Regions from separate parts of the Homo sapiens genome. Here region 1 is linked to region 2. A link is a loop called in an ENCODE intact Hi-C map of the cell type or tissue named here. Cell type or tissue: Calu3. All regions are shown on one strand.

What was found. Hi-C counts contacts between places; a loop is a spot of excess contacts. Peaks named below come from ENCODE experiments on the same cell type or tissue, not always from the same donor. Only the 100,000 strongest peaks of a DNase experiment are listed, where the experiment ranks them.
Region 1: it touches region 2 in a loop (4-fold over the local background); 7 of 110 quality-filtered maps call a loop at or near these places.

What each region holds. Positions count from the first base shown.
Region 1 is chr15:29,673,394-29,675,893 of GRCh38, forward strand. LCIIAR (lung cancer immune cell infiltration associated lncRNA) reads left to right here and starts at 1,542. Exons shown (of 2, transcript NR_135221.1): 1 at 1,542-2,133. It also overlaps a transcript of ENTREP2 not described here. RefSeq lists enhancers at 1,955-2,485, 2,486-2,500. In Calu3, no CTCF peak of the experiment used is centred here; a DNase peak (open chromatin) is centred at 1,548.
Region 2 is chr15:29,813,786-29,816,285 of GRCh38, forward strand. All of the region lies in intron 1 of TJP1 (tight junction protein 1), which reads right to left. Among named protein-coding and RNA genes, the nearest start is that of TJP1, 7.4 kb to the right of the region's middle. In Calu3, no CTCF peak of the experiment used is centred here; no DNase peak of the experiment used is centred here.

The sequences.
Region 1 (2,500 bases), 140 kb before region 2:
TGGAGTCGCTGTGGTTCAAACACCTCTGACAAAATCACGGAAAGTCGAAGCTGTCCTCTTTTGCTGAATCAGTTCCTGGGTAGAGGCCACAGGATCCCATGTGGTGCCAGCTGATCATCGATCATCATGTGCAGGGTCTACAAATCATCTCAAGCACTGATCTTAGGCCTTACCATAGTGAGTTTATTCTCAGGAGCAATTTGGGATGGCTCAGAATCTTGGAGTCTCCAGATGCATGACTCCTAAACCCTAATTTCTAACCTTACAGCTAATTTGTTAGTCCTGCAAAGGCAGTGTAGTCCCCAGGCAAGAAGGGAGTTTGTTTTGGGAAAGGGCTGTTATTGTTTTTGTTTCAAAGCAAAACAATAAACCAAGTTCCTCCCAAAGTTAGTTCATGCCCAGGAATGACAAGGACAGCTTGGGGGTTGGAAGCAAGATGGAGTCAGTTAGGTGAGATCTCTTTCACTGTCATAGTTGTCTGTTATAATTTTGCAAAGGCAGATCTACCATTTCTCTGAAGGTTGAGTTTGGGATGTGGTAGCCTTTGAGTACCCGTCCTGTTGCTGTGTGTGTGTTCAGGGCAATCCAGGAAATCTGGAGAAACCAGAGTGTGTGGTCCCCCTTCCCCATTTCTCTAGTGGATCAGGTAGGAGGGTGACTGAGGAAATGTGTCCTGGGATACTTCCTGCCTCCCAGGGTGTGTGGGACTCAGCCCTTCCCCAGCCTGCAGAGGATGGGGGGGGGGGGGGGCTTTGCCAGCAGTCAAGTCCTGTGCCCCAGGGGACCAGGAAGCCTGTATCAACTCCTCGCTACCCCAGCCAGAAGCAGCAAACGCTCCACCCTGTCCTGCTGCCTGATGGGCAGAGTTGTTTTTTTTGTTTTTGTTTTTGTTTTCAGACACAGTCTCATTCTGTCGCCCAGGCTGGAGTGCAGTGGCGCAATCTCAGCTCACTGCAACATCTGCCTTCCAGGCTCAAGCGATTCTCCTGCCTCAGCCTCCCGAGTAGCTGGGACTACAGGTGCCCGCCACCATGCCCAGCTAATTTTTGTATTTTTAGTTGAGACGGGGTTTCACCATGTTGGCCAGGATGTTCTCGAACCCCTGACCTCGTGATCCGCCCGCCTCGGCCTCCCAAAGTGCCGGGATTACAGGCGTGAGCCACCGCGCCCGGCTTGAGCACAGACTTTTAATCAGATTTTTTCTTTCTTTAAATTCCTGTGAGACCAGCCGCCTGAGGGATTAAGAATATCGAGGGATGGAAGGGAGAGTAAAAGAACGGGCACTTTTCCCTAGGGAAAAGGAGGCATGCCGGGGGGGCGGAGGGAAGGAGGGGGTGTGGAGGAGGGAAGGAGGGAAAAGGGGGAGGGAGGAGAGGGAGGAGGGGGCGCGGAGGAAGGGGCGGGCTTCCCCCTGCCGGCCTCCCTTCCTTCCCCGCTGCCTCCGCCTCTCGCACTAGCGCCCCGCACCTGTGGCGCCCCTGCTCCGCCCAGTCCCGCGGCCTCCTCGCCCCTAGTCCCCGGCGCTCCCCGCCCCTTCCCGTGGGATCCGCCCCTCCGCCAGCCCCGCTGGCTTCCCCTCTCCGCCACCCCGGACTCAGAACCTCCCCTCCCCCGCCGGGGCCTGGGCGCGCCTGCCCTTCGCTCCCCGACCTCCTGCTGCAGCTCTGGGCCCCTCGGCCGCTCCCTCCCCTCCTCCCTTGCTCACCCCACGGTTGGCCGCGGATCTCCAGCACGCCGCCCCAGTCCTCGGCGTCCCGCAGCGCCTGCCAGGGTCGCCGAGCCTCCCCTGCCTCCTGGCCGCCTCTGCAGTGCCGTCCTCCCGGGGCTGGCTCTCTCCCCAGGCCCCCGCTTTGGCCACCCAGGCACTTTCCGCCCTGAGCGTGGCAGCTGCTGCCGGGGGTCCTGGGACCGCGGGATGGGAACTCCCACGCAGCGTCCCACAGGCTCCTGGCCGCCGCGAGCCCGCGCGACTCGCACGAGCATGTCCACCCGCAGCGAGGGGCCGGTCACTGCTACGGAGCCCGCCAGAAGGCAAAGCCCCAGACAGCAAATAGGGAGGCGGCTGGCACCCAGGGAGGCCGAGGCGGGAGGATCGCTGGAGCCCAGGAGTTCGAGACCTGCCTTGGCAACATAGTAAGACGCCCCCCCACCCCCCGCCCACCATCTCTACAATAAATTTAAGAATTAGCCTGGCATAGTGGCGCGCGCCTGTGGTCCCAGCACTTCGGGGAGGCTGAGGTGGGAAGATCACCTGCGCCCAGGACGGTCGAGGCTGCAGTAAGCCGAGATCGCGCCACTGCACTCCAGCCTGGGCGACAGAGCCCAGACCCCGTAACAAAGCAAAAATGAAGGAGGCGGCGGTTTACTTCTGGAATAACTGCAGAAGATCATCAAGTGCAGGGAGCTGTGGAACTCCCGGGCGCCCAGCCCTCGGCGCCCCTGCACCCTCAGCCGTAGAGCTGGGGTGTTCCGGCCCGGAGGGATAGGGGTTTGCAGGGTG
Region 2 (2,500 bases):
CACCATTAAAATGCCCTATCAGTACAGAGATGTGTTCACTGCTGCATCTCCAGCACCTACAACAGTGATTGGTACACACGAGGTAACCAACAAATATCTGCTGAATGTAAAATTCCGCTTTAGGAATCCAAATTGTTACATATTTCACAGCTTCTTGAACCCTAAATGTAACAGTAACAGCTAGTATAGTGTTCATTTGCCTTGTCAGTATATTCAAGGAGCTGTTAAGCATATAAGCCAATTACTTTATAATTCTTAATGTCTCCCTCCTATTGAGATATTGATACCAAACATATGCAGAAAACACTTACATCAATGTATCCAGATTCAATTCAAACATTTAAAAACATTAACAAGGAAAAATACAGAAACTCTGCTAAACAGCAAGCCCAGGTTTAGAAAATGACTTTGTCACCTCCTCCAACGAAGAAAGCACACAAGAATGCTCTGTTATTACAGGATGACCATAAGTTTGCTCGTATTTTTAAGAGTAAACAATGCAAATCCTTTGTTTCTTCAACAATGAGTTACACAATTCACAAAGTGATCATTACAGCGTATAGCAGTTGAAAACTGTAAATTTCTAGGATCGGGATCCCAAACAAAATGTACTCATTTAATATGTGTTAAGCTAACAAAAAGAATTAGTCATTACTGGTATCCTCCTGAATTTTAAAATTACATACTAAATTAAGTGAGCTAATCTTATATTAAGTTTAACTGGTGATATTCAGTTACCAGAAACTGTTGTACAATCTCCAAGATAATGACAATTCCAAAAGCGTGAAAATTCCTAAGATAACCAAGAAGAAAAATGAACTTTTCAGTCTTTGGGAATTTACATTTTTTTAAAAAGGAAAAAATATTTCGGTAAGTCAAAAAAAATTAATTAAACCAGGTATACGCTAATCTTATGTTCCTAATTAGAATCCACAGAAAGTAATATCAGCTTCTGTTTTACCTCCTTTCCGGACATGATAAACTAGAATTGAGATCATTCACCAGTTAACTCACTTCCCAGTATTTTCAGTATATCAACTGAAATATATCCGCAACACAAACTAATAAAACCTTATCTCTTGATCTATCCCAAAGTGAGGGCCACCTGAGATTCAGTATTGAGCACTACATATATGACAGGGTTTTGTTATCACATTTCAAATGGTGTTTTACAGTACAAAGTTTGGTAACATTGGTGTTCTCATGATCTAAAGCTGTGTTCTTGTGGTAAAGGCAATCATTCAGAGTCCATTTATTTTCATCCATGCTTAGGATATAAGATAAAACTCCCTACCCACGTATTCCCCACATACTGCTCATTATTAAGAATTTATCTGTTTAAGAGGAATGGAAATAAAGCACCTGGCTAGCCCATAAAGGAGCAACCTGAAGCCACTCTTCTCTGCAATAAATAAATAAAGATGCACTCTAGGTCAGAGAGAGCAAAAGTCTTATTTTTATTGCTGGCTTATGCAAGAAATACTGCAACACACCAATTTTATAGGATTAACTTTAAAATCTGTAAACTATCCTAATGTCTATTTCTTTCTACAAGACTAAAAGTTGTTAAAGTAAAAAGGTTTTTCAAGATTTGCTTTCAAAATTCAGAGGTGCAAAGCAAGTTCCAGTCAAATATTCCAGGAGGATCATTCTAGACATAAACTATCTTTTTATTTAACATATCAAAACTTTGCTAATTAGAAATGACTGGCTCATTCCACTAGCTTGTCTTCAGCTACTATAATGCTCAGTCATACACAATGCTGAGCACGTGAATGCTTTCAGGCAGGCCTGAAATGAGCAATGACTGAGCAGTCACAGATGGGTGGCACTACACATGAATTTACAGCTGGACTCATGGTCTTTCAGTAAGGTGAATTTTTATCATATCAGGGGTATGTCAAGTAACAGGATTACGTCTTCAAATTTTCCACCAAAACTATTATTTTTAAAGACATTTTCCTTAGCAGCATGGTGATCTATCATATTTATACACAGTTTTATTCTTAGAACTGTACAGAGTTTACATTTGGTCTCTAAACAGAAAAGAGATTAAAGAGCAAGTAAAAGTCAGAGCCAGACCTTGTTTCCAGGATTGGAGGGGAAAAAGGGAGTGGAACTACTGTACTTTTTTTCCTTCAAATCAAACGGGAAGCAGTACTACATATACTGCGTTACAGCCCTCGAAGCCACAGATTGGTTTCCACCTCATTATTTATTGGTGTCTTTCCTTTTTTTTTTTTGAGACAGACTCTCACTCTGTTGCCCAGGCAGGAGTGCAGTGGTGCTATCTCGACTCACTGCAACCTTGGCTCAACTGCAAACTCTGCTTCCTGGGTTCAAATGATTCTCCTGCCTCAGCCTCCCAAGTAGCTGGGATTTTAGGCATGTGCTACCACACCCGGCTAATTTTTGTATTTTTAGTAGAGACGGGGTTTCGGCCGTGTTGGTTGTGCTGGTCTTGAAGTCCCGCCCTCAGGTGATATGCCCGCCTCAGCCT